2 separate regions of the Homo sapiens genome follow, and region 1 is linked to region 2. A link is a loop called in an ENCODE intact Hi-C map of the cell type or tissue named here. Cell type or tissue: CD4-positive, alpha-beta T cell. All regions are shown on one strand. Each heading gives the region's core, and the rest is flanking DNA. Links, peaks and the distances in the headings are about the cores only.

Region 1 (10,808 bases), core at 1,044-9,043, 390 kb before region 2:
TTTTTTTTTTTTTTTGGTGTATATGGAAGTAAAACTACTACTCAGATTTCTTTGGTCATACATGAGGAAAAGACAGGAAAGAAAAGATCTGGGCTGTGATGGGAAGTGGTTTCTACCTGTTTTTCTGAGGGTGTGGCTTCACAAGAGTTAAATCACACACACCACTACAACAATTAGTACCAGTGATCCTTTTTTAAGGTAATAAAATGGAAAATACCCCATGGACACAAACATGTTCAAAAGGTTTTTTTTCCCCTCAGGTCTATTTCCACAGTCATAAAAAGAGACAAAATGATTATATGATTGGACTGCTAACTCCATTGGACATTCTGTAACTCACTCAGCCACTCATCCCCCATAGAGGTGAGAGGAACAGGCAGTAGGTTTTATTAGTCATGTTACAGTCATAGTAAACAGATGTTTTAATGACAGCTTATTTGAGCTCCATTGATCCTTTGAATCCATATGAAAAAGCATGCCCATATGTGACCACATTCAGGTGCACTGGGAACCACAAAGAAAGAAAAAAATATTTCCTCCAATGTTCATTAATTGAGATTTTAAAGTGATGCTTCTTCCATAGAACCACAGGGTGGTGAAAATATGACAGGGGCTGCTGTGATTTCCAGAACAAGCTCCCATCCTCTGGGGGTCCTGAGATGGATTGATCCTGGAGTCCAACACAGGATCCAACACAATGGATTGATCCTAGAGTCCTCTCAAAAGGAAGGCAATGGTCCCATTGGATGGAACATGGGTGGCTGAAATCCTGGGGGGAGCAGCAGGACATGCCAGGGGCTGGTGGCCAGGCAATGCTCACCACAGCTGGAGGAGCACGTGGGGGTATGTTGCTGTGGTTGGCAGATACATCTGCTGCTGCTGCTGCAGGAGGAGGAAGAGTTCCTGTTCCTGGCAGTGCTGGAATAGGCGTTAGCTGGATCCCAACCTGTGGTTCTGTCCTTTTTCTTTCCCTCTGGCTGCTTGGGATCCTCTCCGTTTTCTACCGAGTCTGCAGCCCTTGACAATCAACTTATTAAAGGATTTCTCAGCAGCCACTTCTGCAGCCTGCCCTGTGGAAACCTGGATGGAAAGCACTCTACTGTCTGCACAACAGTGATCATTCAGATCGTCAAATAATTAGAAATGATTATTTAGATCTGTCTCAGTAATGGCATCACCGAGATCACCAACACAGAGTGTGGTGATAACCTTGTCCTCTGGTGGATCCAGACAAGGTATGGTGAAGCCTGCTTTAGAGGCTTATCTGCTCCGGGGTCATTGATTCCATAATATTGGATTCAGTCTTTAATATTCTTATCAGCAAGGGGATCGTCTGGATCTGTAGGCTTCTCATGTCTGTATGGACCCTCCTCTTCTCCCTCACATTCTCCTTTCACTCAGAAGGAGCAAATGTGCGTATTCCTTTGGTAGTAGCATGTGGTCTGCGCCAGTTTGAGCAGCGTGTCACTGGTATATGTGACTCTCTCCAGCAGGCCAACTTACCATGTTCCATCAGAGTCCACAATTGCTTGTCTATATTCTGCATGTAGTACTCTTCATTGATGTCTGACTCTGGCAAGTCATCTTTTAAAGACAATTCTGTATCATGAACCTGAATGGACAGGCCATAGTCTAGGACTAAGACATTCACTCTTCATTGTCCTGCAGGCCTGGCACACTTCAGTCTTCTTGAAATGCATGTGGATCCCAGGATACCAGCAAAACACTGTGAATAGCCTAGAATAGATTTTCAATTTTTTTCTCATACTTTTCTTTGGTTATTCATATTTGGGTTTTCCCTAAGACATGTCTGACACAGAATGGAGAAGTTTGCATCCTCCCAACTTTGCCTATTTTAGGATTGGAATCAGGAAATGTTGCCATCCTGAGAGGGTCTAGAGGCAGTGGTAGCTTTTTGAATGGAGACAGGACCACCACCATTGTGTCAGCCCAGCTTTTCCTTCTGCCCCTGGTTCTTGAGATCTTGAGATCATGAGAAATTTCCTTTGAAAGTATGTGATTCCTCTTTCTTGATTCAAGGTGAAACTCTCTTCCAAGGAATCCCCATTCTTGTAGGAAACTCTGGATTTCCTAGTCTCTCCAAGGACTGGCCTACAAGGGACAGAGAAAAGTGAATACACCTTGAAACTACTCAGAGTGTATATTTGAGTGACTTTCAGAGACCCTCCCTCTATGCCACCAAGGCCTAAGCATGACCTTGTTTCTGTTGGTGGGAGATGATAAAACCTTACTTGGCAAGTTTGAAAACGAGGATTGCTGGGCGAAGTAATGTCCAATCTTTAAACTCATGGACATATCAGGAAGCATCTGTGCATCTGGATATTTATGATGCTCAATAATGGATAAAGACACCTGAAAAGTGAGTGAACAAAAGAATTTTCAGGCTAAATATTCCTTCCCCTGAAGGGTTCTTCCTTTGTTTCAGGCATAGCGATCTGGCCTGAGAAGGGGCCTTGGGTCACCTTGTGGTCACCAGGACTTGCTTGCAAGAGCTCCATGTATAACAGGCCATAGACTCATCATCTGTGGAGCCACTCCTGTTGCCCAGAATAAGAATTCATGGCTGCCAAAAGTGCCTGTGGTTAGAGCAGAAAGATTGCGAGTTGGTGGGGGAAGAGAGCTAATCCAAAAATTAAAGAAAAGGGTATTCAAACATGAGATAATCTCTTTATCATGCCTTTCCTATAAGTTGATTAAATACGGGAAATCACAGTACTGAAAATAATAATCTAAAATTCTAACTACTAAACTTTGAGCTACGATATATGTGTCACTATAAAGTAATAGAGAATTTATCTCAGTCCAAAATTAATAACAAAGAATTTCAAAATCAGTTTTGAGCTTTGCCTTCTATGTATGTGAAAGAACAAGATCCAGACTCCCTCCAGCATCAAACAAGTAGAAAGCCAGATCCACTATGTGACCTAAATGTGTCCAGATGCTAGAAAGTATCTGATAGGGGCACAGGACAGTGGCCTGGAGGCTGAATCCAAGGGAGGGGACCCCCTGGCTGCCCCAACTCAGAGCCTGCAGAGAGCGTCCAGGAGGCAGTGCAGTGAGGCAGGATCCCGACAGAGCATGGAAATCCCTGAGTTTAGGAAACAGGATTGATGATATAAGGAGAAAGGTGGCTGGAAGGCACAGGGCTGAGTACCAGAGAGCAGGAGGGAGTGGCTGAACTGAGGTAAGACTGGAGAGTAGAAGATGGGGGGTCACTGAACCATTGGCAGATACAAGGGTAATCACCAATTAAACAAATTTGTCCCAGTGAAAGAGGAAAAAGGAACCCTGCCTTTTTCTTTCAGAGCATTTTTAAAAGAAAACTTGTCCCTATGAGTTTCTTCTCTGTCCCCTTGTGACGTATGGAAGTCTCCAAAAGTTAAGTAAGCCGCTTACCAACTTCCAACCAGGACTGTCTTTCTCAAGGGCCTGGGAGCCATCTCTCTAAAATGGAATCATTAAGGGAGCAAGTTCCCATGAGAGGGTAGGAGCCCAGCTTCCGCCAGTGCCTGGCTCTAACTTACTAACCTACTCCTGCCATAAACTATGAGACACTGGTCTTTTCTTGTCATAAATGTGATTAGTGAACACAGTGGGTACCCTTGAGGGACATGTAAAAACAGTGCTGTCAAGTCCCTTCCCTGAGGACTGGTTACTGTTTATCTCGGGAACACGCATGCACTGGTTGTAGCTGCCTGGCTATGCACAAGGGTGAGATTTCCTTCTTTCTTGCAATGTGCTAGGTTATTATCTGTTTTGTGCATCACAATGCCGTTTAATGATTCTTCAATGAAACTGTTTTCTTTCTCTTCTATCTTTCCGGAGAGATTTCCTGAGTTGGCAAGAGACTTTGTTGTTAATCATATTCCCCACCACAGGTAGTGACATCACTATGCTAGAGGGGAGCTGAAGACCTGAGTGGCAGCATCTCTCCCTGCTGCCTCAGCCAAGGCCCCAGTGCCCAGGAAGGGATGCCACCACCTGGAGTAGAGCCTCAGATGGGAACTAATATCAGTAACTTGATATTTCTGCTTGGATAATGGGCAAATTAGAGATAGCTCAGTTTAATCCATTCACAACCAAGCATTTCAGTTCTGGGGAAGACAGACTAGACATACATGTCTCTATTCTTCCCAATAAGTACAACTAAAATCCCTGGACATTATACATGAAACCAAATGGAGAAAGCTCTAAAAGGTGGAAGAAAGCAAGCATACTGTTCGTGAACCGAAGAAAGATGTGATAACAGAGTGGGGTGAAACACGGGTTTCTTTGCCCATATACTGTAGTCTTGGAGCTAAAGAAACTGGCAACTCAGATACACCAATAGGCAAAGGCAAAAAAATAAAACCAGAAAACTTTTATCCAGTGACTGCCCTACTACAGCCAAAACCACTGAAAAACCATGGCTGCCTGCCCACGTATGCCACCAAAAGCCAAATGAGAGGCTAGAGTTTCACCTATGCCAGGATGAAATGCAGACAGCACCATAGGCTTTCTTTCCCTTTTGTGTTTTATAAATTGTATTTGATGCTTTAAGGAAAAATGGTAAGATTTTCAACTATGATAATTTCTGTATATAACGTAATATCTTGATCACACACTAAAAATGCTATACTCAAAAATACTATAAATAAAACAGCCACTGCTCTCTGGACTCCTGGAATATATTTATGGGACTTTAGGCACCTCGCTGGAGTCCTGTGCTCAGAACACAGCCTGATGAGCCACAATGTCATATTTTAAGTATATATTGCATGCCTCATAGTGTATTTGCTGAGTTATGCAATTATAATCTCAGTCGAATTTATTTTTGTTCATCTCTAAAAAGACTTTGTGCTATTTGTAGTCACTCTTCATTTTCTTCCAGCCCTAGACACCATTAGTTTATATTCTGTCTCTAGAGATTTGCCTTTTCTGGACATGTCTTATGATTGGAATTCTACAGTATAAGGTCTCCGGCTTCTGCTTTCTTCTTAGCTTTTTGAAAAGTTTACTCCTCTTGTACCATGTGTCATTACGTGCCTCAGTTTTGATTGCTGAATATATTTCATTGTAAAAACATATATATGTATGGTTTTTATTTTACTTTAAGTTCTGGGATACATGTGCAGAGTGTGCAGGTTTGTTACATAGGCATACATGTGCCATGGTGGTTGGCTGCACCTATCCACCCGTCATCTAGGTTTTAAGCCCTGCATGCATTATGTATTTTGTAGGGTCCAGCCCTACAGGACCTGTGAGTTTTCTCTTTGTGTGTGGAGACAAGAGATCACAGAAATAAAGATATGAGACAAAGAAATAGAAGAAAAGACAGCTGGGCCCGGGGGAGCACTATCACCAAGACGCAGAGACCAGTAGTGGCCCCGAATGCCTGGCCGCGCTGCTATTTATTGTATACAAGGAAAGGGGGCAGGGTTAGAAGTGTGAGTCATCCCCTATGATAGGTAAGGTCATGCGAGTCATGTGTTCACCAGACAGGGGGCCCTTCCCTATTTGGTAGCCAAGGTGGAGAGAGAGAGGGGACAGCTTATGTCATTATTTCTTCTATGCATTTCTTGGAAAGACTTTAATATTTTCACTAATTCTGCTACTGCTATCTAAAAGGCAGAGCCGTGTGTACAGAGCGGAACATGAAAGTGGACCAGGAGCGTGACCGCTAAAGCACAGCATCACAGGGAGATGTTTAGGCCTTCGTATGGCTGCGGGAGGGCCTGACTGCTGTCAGGCCTTCCACAAGAGGTGGTATAGCAGAGTGTTCTCTAAATCCCCCAGGGAAAGGGAGACTCCCTTTCCCGGTCTGCTAAGTAAAGTTTGCCTGCCTTCCCAGGCACTGGCGCTACCGCTAGACCAAGGTCTGCTAAGTAACAGGTGCTTTCTCAGGTACTGGCGTTACCGCTAGACCAAGGAGCCCTCTAGTGGCCCTGTGCAGGCGTGACAGAGGGCTCACACTCGCCTTCTGGTCACTTCTTCTCATCATGTCCCTTCAGCTCCTGACTCTGTATGGACTGGTTTTTCTAAGTTATAATTGTAGGACAGAAGTTATTAATAAAAGAGTAATGCTACAAACTAATGATTAATAATATTCATATATAATCATGTCTATATTCTATTTCTAATATAACTATTCTTATTCTAATTATTTTCTTTATTATACTGGAACAACTTGTGCCTTCGGTCTCCTGCCTTGGCACCTGGGTGGCTTGCCTCCCACAGTATTTATTCTAACGCTTTCCCTATTCTTGCCCCCAACCCCCTGACAGGCCCTGGTGTGTGATGTTCCCCTCCCTGTGTCCATGAGTTCTCATTGCTCAATTCCCACTTATGAGTGAGAACATACGGTGTTTGGTTTTCTGTTCCTGTGTTAGTTTGCTGAGGATGATGGTTTCCAGCTTCATCTATGTCCCTGCAAAGGACATGAACTCATTCTTTTTTACGGCTATGTAGTGTTCCATGGTGTATTGTTTTTCCTTATTCTCACTGGTTGATATTTCGGTTGTTTACCCATTCAGCTATCATGAATAGTGCTGCAGGGAGCCTTTGTGTACACATAGGTTTTCCTATCTTTTAGTTATATAACTGATAGTGTCACATGAATAATTTGCAAATATTTTCTCCCATTCAACAAATTGTCTCATCACTGTTGATTGCTTCCTTTGCTGTGCAGAAGCTCTGTAGTTCAATATGGTCCCATTTTCTAGTATTTGTTTGTTGCTTGTGATTTTGTGGTCTTAGCCATAAAATATCTGGCTAGATCAATGTTCAGGAGGGTTTCTCTTATGTTTTATTCTAGTAGTGTTATAGTTATGGGTTTGTGTTTCAATCTTTTATTTTGAGATGATATATATATCATATATCATATATATTTTTTGAGTTGAGATATATATATATAAATATATATATTTGAAGCTAGACTTCTATCAGTATATATATATACTGATATATATATATATATATATATATATACTGATAGAAGTCTAGCTTCAAATGAATTGAATAGCTTATGCATATAGCTATCCAGTTTTTTCAATACCATTTATTGAAGAGGGTATCCTTCTCCCAACGTATGTTCTTAGTGCCATTGTTGAAAGTCAGTTACTTGTAAATATGTGGTTTTTTTCTGAATTCTCTATTCTGCTCTATTGGTCTCTGTGTCTATTTTTATACCAACACTATGCTTTTGGGGTTGCTCTGACCTTGTATGATATTTTGAAGTCAGGTGGTACAATGTCTTCAGCTTTGTTCTTTTGCTCAGGATTGCTTTGACTCCAGGCTCTTTGTTGGTTCCATACACATTTTAGACTTCTTTTGTGTGTGAAAAAGTTGGCATTTTGATAGTGATTGCATTGAATCTGTAGACTGCTTTGGTCATTTTAACAATATTAATTCTTCTGATCTATGGGCTAAACCACTAGCTAGACAAAAAAATTATGGGCATGGAATCTATGGGCATGCAATGTCCTTTCATTTTTTTATGTACTCTTCAGTATCTTACATCAGTGTTTTTTAGTTCTCCTTGTAGAAGTCTTTCACCACCACAGCTAAATTTATTACTAGGTATTTTAATATTTTGTAGCTATTGTAAATGAGATGGCTTCCTTGACTTCTGTTTCAGCCACTTACTTATTATGTAGAAATGCTCCTGATTTCTGTATGTTGATTTTGTGTCCTGCAACTTTGCTGATCATATTTATCAAATCTAATAGTTTTTTGGTGGCATCTTTATGTTCTTCTAAATATAAGATCATGTCATTTGCACAAAGCAACAATTAAACTTTCACTTTTCCTATTTAGATGCCTTTTATTTCTTTCTCTTGCCTGATTACTTCGGCTAGGACTTCCAGTACTTTGTTGAATAGAAATAGTGAAAATGAACATCGTTGTTTAGTTCTAGTCCCTAGCAGAAAAGATTTAAGCTTTTCCTTATTTAGTATAATGTTACCTGTGGATTTGTCATATATGGCCTTTATTAAGTTGAGGTATGTTCCTGTAGGCCTAGTTTGTTGAGCGTTTCTATCATGAAAAGATGTTAAATTTTGTCAAATGCTCTTTCTGCATCTATTGAGATGATTGTATGGTTTTTGTATTTCATTCTGTTAATGTGATGTATTGTGTTTATGGGTTTGTGTGTGGAAATCCATCCTTCCATCCCTGGGATAAATCCTACTTGATTGTGGCATGTTATCTTTTTGATGTGCTGTTGCATTCAGTTTGCTAGTATTTTGTTGAAGATTTTAACATCTTTATTCATCATATTAAACTGTAGCTTTCTGTTTTCATTGTATCCTTGTATTGTTTTCATATCAGGGTAATGCTTGCTTCATAGAATGAGTTACAAAGAATTCCCCCCCCTTCTATTTTTTGAATACTTTGAGAAAAATTGATATTAGTTCTTCTTTATAAGTTTGGTAGAATTCAGCTGTCAAGTTATCAAGCCCCAAGCTTTTATTTGCAGAGAGACATTTTATTACTGTATCAATCTCATTTCTCATTATTGGTTTGTTTGGGTCTTCTATTTCTCCCTGATTCAATAGTGATAGTTTGTATGTGTCCAGGAATTTAGATATTTTCTCTAATTTTTCCAGTTTGTTATCATGCAATTGTTCTTAGGAGTCTCTGATTATCTTTCATACTTCTTTCTGCAGTATCAGTTGAAATGTCTGCTTTTTCATTTCTGACATTGTTTATTTGGGTCTTTTCTCTATTTTTTGTCTAGCTAGTGGTTTATGAATGTTGTTTCATGTTTTCAAAAAAAGTTTTATTTCATTGGCCCTTTGTATTTTTTTAAGTTTCTAGTTTGCTTACTTCTCCGATTTTTATTATTTCTTTGTTTGTTTGTTTGTTTTGTTTTGTTTTAAGACGGAGTCTTACTCTGTTGCCCAGGTTGGACTGCAGTGGTGCCATCTCGGCTCACTGCAGCCTCTGCCTCCTGGGTTCAAGCAATTCTCCTGCCTCAGCCCCCTGAGTAGTTGGGATTACAGGTGTACTCCACCACACCTGGCTAATTTTTGTATTTTTTAGTAGAGAAGAGGTTTCACCACGTTGGCCAGGCTGGTCTCAAACTCGTGACCTCAGGTGATCCAGCTGTCTCAGTCTCCCAAAGTGCTGGACTACAGGCATGAGCCACTGCACCTTGACTGATTTTTATTATTCCTTATGCTTATGTTGAGCTTAGTTTGTTCTTGCTTTTTTGGTTTCTTGAGGTGTATCATTAGGTTGTTTACTGTAAATATTTCTACTTTTTTGATGTAGGTATTTACTGCTGTAAACTTCCCTCAACACTGCTTTTGCTGCATTTCATAGTTTCCAAAATATTGTGTTTTCATCTTCATTTTTTAAATATTTGTTTGGATTTCTGTATTAACCCAATGGTTGTTCTGGAGCATGTCATTTAATTTTCATGTATTTGTACAGTTTTCAAAGTTCCTTTTGCTACTGATTTTTGGCTTTATTTCACTGTAGTATGAGAAAATACTTGATATGATTTCAATTTTTAAACATTTGTTAAGACTCGTTTTCTGGCCTAACAGAGGGTCTATCCTGAAGACTGTTCCATGTGCTTCTGAGAAGAATGTATGTTTTGCAGTCATTGGATCAAGTGTTCTGCAGATGTCTGTTAGGTTCCTTTGGTCTAAAGCAACGGTGCCTAACCTTTTTGGCACCAGGAACTGGTTTCGTGGAAGACAATTTTTCCTAGGACTAGGGGAGGGGGATGATTTCAGGATAATTTAAGTGCATTACATTTATCATTAGATTCTCATAAGGAGCATACAGCCTGGATCACTGGCATGTGCAGTTCACAATAGGGTTTGAGCTCCTATGACAATCTAATGCTGCTGCTGATCTGACAGGAGGTAGAGCTCAGCTTCACTGGCTCACCTGCCACTCACCTCCTGCTGAGCTTCCTGGTTCCTAACAAGCCAGGGGTGGGTATTGGTCTGTGACCCGACGGTTGGGGACCCCTGGTCTAAAGTACAGTTTAAATCTGATGTTTCATTATTGATTTTCTGTCTAGGTAATCTTCCAGGGCTTGTCTAGTGGTGATGAATTTCTTCAGTTTTTGCTTGTCTGGGAACGTCTTTATTTCTCCTTCATTATGAGGTATAACCTTGCTTAGGCTGTGTTTGCTAGTTGAGGCTGTGGTGAGGTTTTGGTAGGAATGGAACACCAGATAGGCCAGTCCTTCAGCCCCCATGGTGACAGTGGCAGCAGTAAAGGGTTGAGGGTGTCTGTCCTTGGGCTGCTGGGTAGTGTATGTGGGCACTGGTGTTAGTGTGCCTAAGCCTGTTGATTCTCAGGCCTTCAGGAGGCTTGCTCTGATGTCTGTAGTAACAGCAGTGGGCTAGGAAATGGGGCAAGTCCTCAGGCCTCTGAGCAGTGTGTACCGTGTGGATGAGGAGAGTAGTGGGGTTGAGGCAACTTCAGGCTTCCAGGCAGCACTCACAGTGTTTGTGGTGGCTGCAATGGGCTGAATCAGACAGTCCCTAGAGCCTTAGGTGACACATGAGTGTGGATGCTGGTGGTTGTCTGGGTGGGCCCATCCTTAGGACCCCAAGAGTACCCAGATGACAGCAGTGGTGGATGGCATGGGAGATTCCTAGACCTTTAGACAGCATGCTTGAGTGCTGGCTGCACATTTTCTTGGCCTGTTTTTAGGACCCTGGTGGACTCATGCCAGAGGCTACCACCTGTACAATGCTGTCCTCAGGTCCACAAGTGGAATATTTGACCACTAAGGGTGGGAGAGAGGCAGGTGAGGTGGGCCTGTTCTCAAGTCCTCCTAGTGA
Region 2 (9,966 bases), core at 1,324-9,323:
CCTCCGATTCGCTGGAATTGCAAGGACCCTCCCCCAGTAAGGGGGCTCCCTCAAGGGTGGGAATAGAGTGGAGGCCCGCACGGGAGTTCTTGTCTGTGTGCAATCCACTTTGTGGGCGTGTGGGTTTAGGTCTGGCTGGGCCGTTTCTGAACTTGACCCCTGAGGACTCATAGTACCTTAGGGGCGGGGCTCTCCAGTGGGTGGGGCCTCCCGCTCTGAGAGCAAGGCCTCGGGGTCTGGAGGACCCGGCTTTTCCGGGAGGGCGCGGCCTCCGGGGGAGAGGGCGAGCCGAGCGGGCTGTCAGCCGAAGAGCTTCAGGAAGCAGGGCTGGCAGTAGGGCTTGCCGGCGCGCTCCTGGAAGGACCCCTTGGTGAGCGGGCGCAGGCAGAAGGTGCATGTGAAGTGGTCCGGGTGGAAGCGGCGACCCAGGGCCGACACGCAGCGGCCGGTCACAGGGAGGCCACACGTGGCGCACAGCGAGCCGCGTCGTGCGTGGAAGTGGTTCTCGCACAACGGGCGGCCCTCGTGCTCGAAAAAGCTGCCTCCCGAGAAGGGCGCGAAGCATTCCTGGGGAAGGGAAGCCGCGAAAGAGGACAGACAGGTCAGCGGCCACTGCCAGACAACGCGCGTTACTAGCGGATAACGCCCTGGGACCCCGCAGCCCGCCCTAGACGCGAAGAATCCCGTCCGGTGGGACCCTGCCCGGAAAACTCGCCCCACCCGAGGTTCCTAGCAGCACCTCCCGTGACCCGCCCCCCCGAGGGCCCGCCCCCTGCCCTGCACCCTTGACCCGCCCCTCCAAGGCCCCGCCCCACAGCCCTGTACCCTTGACCCGCCCCTCCAACGCCCCGCCCCGCAGCTCGCACCCTGCAGACGAAACAGTCCGGGTGCCAGAGCGCGCTGAGCGCCGAGATGTAGTTATCCAGGATGGGGCCCTGGCAGCCCTGGCAGCGCGGGGCGAACAGCTGCAGGAAGTCCCGGCGGCAGTAGGGGCGGCCCTCGCGCTCGTGGAAACCTAGGAGAGGGAACCGAGTGGGCTGAAAGCAAAGGGTGCGGGCGGGACGGGGGACCCACAAGACCTGAGATCTGGGGCCGAAGGAGGGGCAGTCCGAGGGAGCCTTGGGGAAGGAGGAGCCGGGTCTATGGCGGGACAGAGCGGGGAGGGCTCGGGTCCGGAGTCTGTGTAGGAGAGGGCAGGGCCAGAAGAGAGCAGAAGGAAAACCATGGCCCTGAGGACTCCGGAGGTCGGAGGGGCTGGGGCGAGACGTCGAGGGGACCCGCAGCTTTTAAGATGGGAGTCGAGTTCACTCTCACCCTCATCTCCGAAGGGCTCCCCGCAACTGACGCAGCAGAAATGCTCTGGGTGCCAGTGAGTGCCCAAGGCGGTCACCATCTTCTGCAGGGAGGGAGAGGGCACTCAGCGCGGCCTCCGTGCCTTCGCGCCTTCCTCTCCCGCGCGGAACCCGGGTGACTGGACTAAGGCATGCGTGGGGGGAGGGGGAGAAGATCTAACTAGGAACGTGGGGGTCAGAAAGGAAGAGTGGAGTCCAAGGGGCCGTGGACATTGCCAAGGGGAAGGGGTAGGGGTGGAGTGGGGTATCGCGGGTGGGGCGGGACCCATGCGGTGGAGGCCCGTCCCACAGCTCTCCTGGTGAGATAGGGCGGGCTCGGTGCGGCCGGGCGGGGCTCACGTGTCGGATGGGCTGGTTGCAGAAGCCACATCTTGGCGAGAAGCGCTCAAAGTAGCACTCGGGGCAGAAGGGGGCTCCATCCTTCTCGAAGAAGCTGCTGCCTCCCAGGGCGGTGGAACAGCCTCCGCAAACGAAGTGCTCGGGGTGCCAGGCGCGGCCCAGAGCCGTCACCACCTGCGAGTGGGAGGTGAGGCGGGTCAGAGCGGCTCTGACAACCACATGCCCAGTGAGGCAAGATTTACGCGGCGTTTTTCGAGTCCTCTCTGAGCGATCAGAATAAAGAATCCAGTGTTCGAGATCACGCAGCCTGTAAGCGATGGAGATCTAGCTCCCGTGTTCCGTCTTCCAGCTGCGCTCCAGGATTGACCTATACATGAGGCACAGCAGGCACAGCGCCTGGAGCCCACAATACATTTAGGGGCCCATAAAAACGTTTTAATTTTTTTAAAATCAAAATACGATCAGGCTGGGTGGCTCGTGCCTCTAATCCTAGCATTTGGGAGGCTGAGGTGGGAGGATTACTTGAGTCCAGGAGTTTGAGACCAGCCTGGGCAACATGGCGAAGCCCCATCTCTACAATAAATAAATAAAATTAGCTGGGCGAGGTGGCGGGCGCCTTTAGTCCCAGCTACTCGGGAGGCTGAGCTGGGAGGATCACTTGAGCCCAGAAGGTCGAGGCTGCAGTGAGCCACAATCGCACCACTGCACTCCAGCTTGGGTCACAAGAGTGAGAATTTGCCTCAAAATAAATAAGAGGGAGGAAGTGAAAAATCCGTTTTTAAAAATTCAGAATAAAAAAATGAACTAGAAGAAAATGCTGTAATACACAATAATAACATACCCATCTTTACACCAACACAGACATAAAAATCTATTTATTTTAATGGACGAAGGGACTCATGAAGATGAAAGTGCCTATGATCCACAAAAGTCACAATGCCACCCTCCTTTGCTGAGATGGGCAATTCTGGGCTGGGAGTCAGGTACTTGATCTAGCAGGGGGCACTAGGTTAACCCCTAGGCACAGCTGTTGTCAATCACATCTGCTCAGTCAATAAAACAAGGACCAGTGAACCCAGTCCAGACTCTGACGGAGGAAGAGAGAGCCTTTGTAGATGCCTGAGAGATATTGGGTGGAGCCACAGAGTGTTTTGTGAAGATCAGATGAGATGAGGGTTTGTAAAGGAGCTGGCACAGTGCCTGGCACACAGTAGGACCACAATAAATGGTAACATGGTTGGAATTTTCACCCTACCACTAACCTGCTGTGTGGTTCAGAGCTTCAGTTTCCTCATCCATAAAACATAAGTAATAATGATACCCACTTCCCAGATTAACTTACTAAAAGGGAACAGCATAAAGCCCAGCTCTCACTAAAGATGGGTCTGTGACAGGTCTCTGCCTCCCTTCTCACAAGGCTCCACTTACTTGCCCAGCAATAGGTTTATTGCAGGAGCCACAGAGGCCTTTGGCCTGGGTGGGAACACCCCGGCGGCTGAGGTCGGACTGCAGCAGCCCCAGCATGGTGTCTAGGCTGCCCTTGCCAGTCGGCTCTGGTGGGGATGGGGAGCCCTCATTTGTGGAGCTCACCACCGGTGGCTGAGTTGGCCCAGAGGCTGGAAGCTGCAGCGGGGAGGACATGAGAATTGAGTCAGCAAAGCAGCAGATGTGGAATTGTCTAGAAGGGGTTGGGGAGCCACAAATGGACACTGGCCCACTGCCCAACTCACATGGTTTTGAACGCGGAAGTCAGAGAGTGAGGCCATCAGTCTATCCAGCTCCAGAGTGGCTGAGGTGGCAGAAGCCTTTGGGAGGCCAGGAGACGGGCTGGAAGGGCTGTGAAGAACATGCTTGTGTCATCTCAGAGCCTCCCAGAGCAACGCTCCCTCTAGTGACTCAGATATCCAGGACTCATCTCTCAGCCCTGACAACGACGCCAAACTCACAGGCTGGGTCTTTTCTTATCTTCAGACTGGTCCTCCTTCTGCTCTCCTGAAGCCACCTTGCTAGATGGGAACTGAGACATGATTTCATCTGGAGAGAGGAGAGGAGGACGCTACATATAGGGCCATGCTCAACGCACCCTCACACTTGAGGCTTTAGGTCCCTTTAACTGCTACTCTGGGAAGTGTATTCCTCTTAGTCTCTGCCCCACCCTTCCCTCCCCTGCCCCTATCGCATCAAGGCCTCTCTCAGTCACCCTGGTACCTGTGATGTTGAACTGAGTGGCATTAAGTTCCTGAAGCAACCGATCTAGCTCACAGAGCCCGGTACCCAAGACACCGCTGGAAGAGGAGAATGGAGGGGCCGCCGGGGCTGCAGGCTTTGGGGACCGAGGCTTGCATACCGTGCTGGGAAGCAGAGTGGGAGCCTGGGTTCAGGGGTGGGGAATCCAAGCCTCCTCACCTGAGACTCAGTTGGCCCCCATGCCCTGGTTTCCAGGCCCCTCACCTGTACAGGTGGTCCTTGTCCCCCGAGGCTCCTGAAGACTCCCCAGACCCTGTCTACAGAGCGGAGACGCACAGGTGGGATGACAGGCCTGCACTCTGCCCCACTGAGGCTGAGATCCCCATAGACCAGGCCGAGCCTGGCCCTAGTGGCTGCCCCAGTCCCCAACATCCGATCTCACCTGTGGCTGGTGGCCATAGGATGGGGGAGGGGTGAGAGGCTCCGCAGGGCGCTCTTTGGGAGCCCCTGACCTTGGCATGTGCGAGGTGGTAGTCTCCAGGTCAGAGAGCAGGGCATCTGCAGGAAGAGGCCATCAGGGAGAGAGACAAGGGTCACGGTTAGATCAGAAGATAAGGTTCCCAGTGGGCAGTACTGGAGAAGGACAGAAGCCAGTATTAAGAGAAGAGGTCACAGGGCCAGAGCCAGGCAGAGCACTGCTCGAAGGGTAGCAAGGAATATTTATGACCAGAATATCCCAGTTGCTCACGCTTGGAGCCAAGCACAAACCCAGCCTCCTGATTATTTTATTCTCCCCATCTTCTCTGATGCAGTCAAAATGGGCTCTTCACCCAAGCCAAATTTGGCTCCCCTCCAAATTGCTCCATTGGCCCAGTGCCTGGCCCTCAGCTTTCTGATTGGACGCTCTCTCTTCCATGCTGGTTAACTCCTCCCTCTACCTACACAGGCCCCGCCCAGCCTGGCCACTCCCAGGCCCCTGAGTCCCGCCCTGGGCTCCTCACTGGCGCTTCGCTGGGACCTGCCTTCTGATTGGCTGTTTATCTGCGGTACAGCGTCAGTTACCCCTACCGAGCAGCGCCCTCTACCGCCAGGGGCCGGAAGCCCCTCTCTCCCGTGGAGCGCACAGCCTTCCAGCCCCAGGCTTCGCAGGGAGGACGAGATACCTGGGTCCCCCTTCCGGACAAGACACCTCTCTCCATCCCTGCATCCCCAGATCCGGGTCTTTTGAGCCCTTTCACTTCCAGAACCCAGAAGTCCTGCCCTCAGTCTTCGTCTCTGAGCACCCGCGTGAAACCCTGAAGCCTTCGCGGGCGCCTAGGCACTCCTGAGTTACTATTCTCTTCCTTGCCTCAAGGACCTGACCCTCACTGTGCTCAGGAGCCCTTAACTCCTCCTCTCCCAAAACTCTGGTGCAGGCAGGCCCGCTTTTTTTCTCCAAAACTTGATGCCAGACTTTCCCGTGCCCTCTACTTTCCCGGTCCCCGGGCCGAGGCCCCTTTAACCCCTCCCTCCCCAGAGCCCCGCGCCCGGGCGCCCGCGGGCGCCGCACCTCCCGTTCCATCTGCCGCAGCCTGGGATGGAGGAGCACAGCGAGGGAAGAAGGGAGGGAGCGGCCGGCCCAGGAAAGGCAGGAAGGGAGAGGCAGGAAGGGGGACGTGGAGTTGGAAAGGAGGCGCGGGCAGAGGCGAAAAGCAGAAGTAAGAAGACAGGGATGGGGAGATGCGGGAGAGCGACGGCGGGGAGGCAGCTCTGGGCAGCGGTGAGGGGCCACGGACCCGGGGATCCGGCCCCACTCACCCAGGTCCTCCATGGCGGGGCGCGGGCCGGTGGCGCGGGGCGAACAGGGCGGGGGCCGTGTCCGGTGGGGGCGGGGGGCGGGGGACGTCCGGGAGCTGGAAGCCCGGCCGTGACCATGTAAGGAAGCCGGGACCCGCTGAGATGGGGATGGGGGGGCGATGAACGGGGGAACCCGAGGTGGGGGCGTGGAAAGGAGGGAGCGCCCCGGCCCACCCGAGCCCAGCCCGCCGGCCTGCCGCGGAGGCGGCCACACCCCAGCCTTGGCCTCAGCTGCAGGGAGCCCCAGGAGGCCAGAGCCAGAGAGAAGTGGCTTCTCCAGACCAAGCCCCAGAGCCGCTCCCTAGGGAGACTTACAGACACGGACTGAGGCCCCCAAACAGACACCGCTCAAAGCTAGCGCCTGAGTCCTAGACAAGAGCCTCCCTCCCACCCATGCCATTCCTGGGAGACTTGTCCCAGACGGAATTTTTGGATTGGTAGCAGGAGTGATATTCTAAGGCTCAATTAGACCTCAGGTTCGGAGACCCTCCCATCGGAGACCCTGACAGATAAATAGAGGCCCCAAGAGGCATACATACCAGACACAAAGAAATCTGAGGGACGGGGACAGACACAGTGAACCCACCCACAGACTCTACACTAGGACCTTCCCTCCAAGACTTGGTCATGGACACACGTAAACTCGAACCCGGGCGCAAGCCCCTTGCAAATTCGGGGAAAACACTCCCAGGCAACCAACCCCCAGCCAGCCTGCAAGACAAAGCCCTTCCTCAGCACTGAGGTGGCCCAGGCCTGCTCTGAAACAGCCCTTTCCCAAGTTACTGATGAACTCAGAGCAGAAAGCAAGACACAGTCTCCAGCCACAAAGTGGCAAGGCCTTCCCTGGACTGAGACCCTGAGAAACGAGGTGGAAACGAGAGGCCATAGAGGTAGTTATGGACAGACAACTGTGCTGCAGCCACTCTTCTGGACAGATCTGAGCACTGGAATGTGAGTATCAACCCAGCAGCAAATCGGAACAACCTGGGGAGCTTTTTAAAAATGCGAGACAGGCATGGTGGCTCACACCTATAATCCTAGCACTTTGGGAGGTCAAGGCGGGCAGGTCACTTGAGGTCAGGAGTTCGAGACCAGCCTGGCCAACATGACAAAACCCCATCTCTACTAAAAACACAAAATTAGCTGTGCGTGGTGGTGGGAGCCTGTAATTCCAGCTACTTGGGAGGCTGAGACAGGAGAATTGCTTGAAACCTGGAGGCAGAGGCTGCAGTGAGCTGAGATTGTGCCACTGAACTCCTGAGCAACAGAGGAGACCCTGTGTCAAGAATAAAAAAGAAAAAGAAGAAAAAATGGGCAAACGACCTGAATAGACAGTTCAAAGAAGTTATATAAATAGCCAATGATTACATGAAAAGATCCTCAACATCATTAGTCCCCAGAGAAATGCAAATCAAAACTACAATGAGATGCCACATCATACCTATTAGGATGGCAATAACAAAAAAGACAGGTAATTAGGCAAGGAGCAGTGGCTCACACCTGTAATCCTAACACTTTGGAAGGCCGAGGTGGGTGGATCCCCTGAGGTCAGGAGTTCGAGACCAGCCTGGCTAACATGGTGAAAACAGTCTCTACTAAAAACACACAAAAAAATTAGCCAGACATGGTGGTGGGCACCTGTAGTCCCAGCTACTTGGGAGGCTGAGGCGGAAGAATCCCTTGAACCTGGCAGGTGGAGGCTGCAGTGAGCTGAGATCGTGCCACTGCACTCCAGCCTGAGCAACAGAGCGAGACTCCATCTCAAATAATAATGATAATATTTTAAAGGCCAGGCTCAGTGGTTCACGCCTGTAATCCCAACACTCTGGGAGGCCGAGGCGGGCGGATCACCTGAGGTCTGGAGTTGGAGACCAGCCTGGTTAACTTGGCAAAACCCCGTCTCTACTAAAAATACAAAAATTAGCTGGGTGTGGTGGCAGGCACCTGTAATCCCAGCTACTCGGGAGGCTGAGGCAGGAGAATCACTTGAACTCGGGAGGCAGAGGTTGCAGTGAGCAGAGATTGTGCCACTGCACTCCAGCCTGGTGACAGAGTGAGATTCCGACTCAAAAAAAAAAAAAAAAAAAGCTGAAAAGAAAGAGGTAATTAGCAAGTTTTTGTGAGGATATGGAGAGATTGGAACCCTCACACATGGCTGGTTGGAATGTAAAATCGTTCACTAACTTTGGAAAATGGTCTGGCAGTTCCTCACATGTTTAAACATAGAGTTATATGATCCAGCAATTTCCCTTCTAGATATGTAACCAAGAGAAATAAAAGCATATTCCACAAAAAAACTTGTACATGAGTATTCATAGCAGCATTATTCATAATAGCCCGAGTGGAAACAACCCAAATGTCCGTCAACTGATGATTGAAGAAATGAAAGTGGCATATCCATGTCTTAGTCTGTTTTGTGCTGCATCGTAGAATGCCTAAGGCTGGATAATTTATAAAGAATAGAAATATCTTTCTTTCAGTTCTAGAGGTTGGGAAGTCGAAGGTCAAGGGCCCTGCATCTGGTGAGGGCCTTCTTTCTGCCTCATCCCACAGCAGAAAGCAGAAGGGCAAGACAGTGCAAGAGAGGGGGTGGGGTGGGGGCAGAACCCATCCATTTATCTATCAGCTGTCCACTCCCTTGATAACTAACCTACTCATGCAATAATGCCATTAATCCATTCATGAGGGAAGAGCCCACATAACCTAATCACTTCTTAAAGTTCCCACCTCTCAACAGTTGAATTGGGGGTTAAGTTTCCAACACATGAACTCTGGGGTACATGTTCAAACCACAGCAATCCATAAAGTGAAACTGTATTATTCCTAATAAAAAGAAATGAGATGCTACAGTGTGGATGAACCTTGATAACATTAAGCTATATGAAAGAGGCCAGATATGAAAGATCACACATTGTATGATTCCATTTATATGACATGTCCAGAATAGGTCATCTGTAGAGATACGATGTAGATTAGTGATTGCCTAGGGTTGGGGGAAAGGGAGTGTTATGGACTGAATGTTTGTGTCTCCCCCACATTTATACATCACAGTTCAACCCTCAGTGTGACTATATTTGAAGATAGGGCCTGACTGGGCGCGGTGGCTCACGCCTGTAATCCCAGCACTTTGGGAGGCCAAGGCAGACAGATCACCTGAGGTCAGGAGTTCGAGACCAGGCTGGCCAACATGGTGAAACCCCATTTCTACTAAAAATACAAAAAAAGTTAGCCGGGCATGGTGGCACCTGTAATCCCAGCTACTTGGGAGGCTGAGGCATGAGAATTGCTTGAACCAGAGAGGCGGAGGCTGCAATGAGTCAATATTGTACCACCACACTCCAGCCTGGGTGACAGAACAAGATTCCAAAAAATAAAATAAAATAAAATAAAATACCGATGCCCAGTCCAATGTGAGCAAAAAGACCCCAGGCATCAATAGTTTTTCAAAGCTCACTGCTTGGTTCTAATGCATAGCCTGAAAACCAGAGACCTGGACCAACACTCACAGAGGCTCAGAGACAGCAAGTGCCAACCTCAGCTGCCCAGAAGCAAACCTTGGCAGGCCCAGTGCAGCTCTCCCCAAAATCAGGCTGCCACTGAGGAGTCAAAAATCTGCAAGCCAATTATTAAACAGTAAAAGAGCAACAGATGTTGGCATGAATGTGGAGAAAGAGGAATACTTATACACTGTTGGTGGGAATGTAAATTAGCTCAACCTCTCTGGAAAACAGCATAGAGATTTCTCAAAGACCTACAACTAGAACTATCATTTGACTCAGAAATCCCACTAACGAGCATCTACCCACAGGAAAAGAAATCATGTAAAAGACAGCTGGACTCATTGTGTTTATTGCAGTACTATTCACAATAGCAAAGTCATGGACCCAACCTAAGTATCCATCAATGGGTGACTGAATAAAGAAAATGTTGGCTGGCACAGTGGCTCGTGCCTATAAATCCCAGCATTTTAGGAGTCTGAGGCAGGAGAACTGCTTGAACTTAGGATTTTGAGACCAGCCTGGGCAACATAGCAAGACCCTGTCTCTTAAAAAAAAAAAAGGAAAATGTGGTACATATACACCATGGAATAGTACACAGCCTTAAAAAATGAAATAACGTCCTTTGCAGGAACATGAATGGAGCTGGAGGCCATTATCCTAAGTAAACTAACTCAGACACAGAAAACCAAATACTGCATGTTCTCCGTTATAAGTGGGAACTAAGCAATGGGTACACAGGGGCATGAAGATAG

Evidence for each region. Hi-C counts contacts between places; a loop is a spot of excess contacts. Peaks named below come from ENCODE experiments on the same cell type or tissue, not always from the same donor. Only the 100,000 strongest peaks of a DNase experiment are listed, where the experiment ranks them.
Region 1: it touches region 2 in a loop (6-fold over the local background); 6 of 110 quality-filtered maps call a loop at or near these places.

The regions. Positions count from the first base shown.
Region 1 is chr16:31,854,680-31,865,487 of GRCh38, reverse strand. It overlaps the pseudogene RBM22P13. Among named protein-coding and RNA genes, the nearest start is that of ZNF267, 14 kb to the left of the region's middle. RefSeq lists a silencer at 5,915-6,004. In CD4-positive, alpha-beta T cell, for the core only: a CTCF peak has its summit at 5,929 (motif pointing left); DNase peaks (open chromatin) are centred at 3,897 and 5,927; H3K27ac peaks cover 604 bases.
Region 2 is chr16:31,467,911-31,477,876 of GRCh38, reverse strand. It overlaps TGFB1I1 (transforming growth factor beta 1 induced transcript 1), which reads right to left and starts at 5,725. Exons shown (of 11, transcript NM_001042454.3): 1 at 5,676-5,725; 2 at 4,321-4,436; 3 at 4,143-4,195; 4 at 3,900-4,042; 5 at 3,638-3,725; 6 at 3,422-3,527; 7 at 3,120-3,314; 8 at 1,692-1,865; 9 at 1,315-1,396; 10 at 867-1,015; 11 at 1-567. The coding sequence starts at 5,688. The coding sequence ends at 301. RefSeq lists a silencer at 751-840 and enhancers at 134-866, 867-1,598, 1,599-2,331, 4,846-5,386. In CD4-positive, alpha-beta T cell, for the core only: no CTCF peak of the experiment used is centred there; DNase peaks (open chromatin) are centred at 1,546, 1,736 and 4,866; H3K4me3 peaks cover 819 bases; H3K27me3 peaks cover 2,425 bases.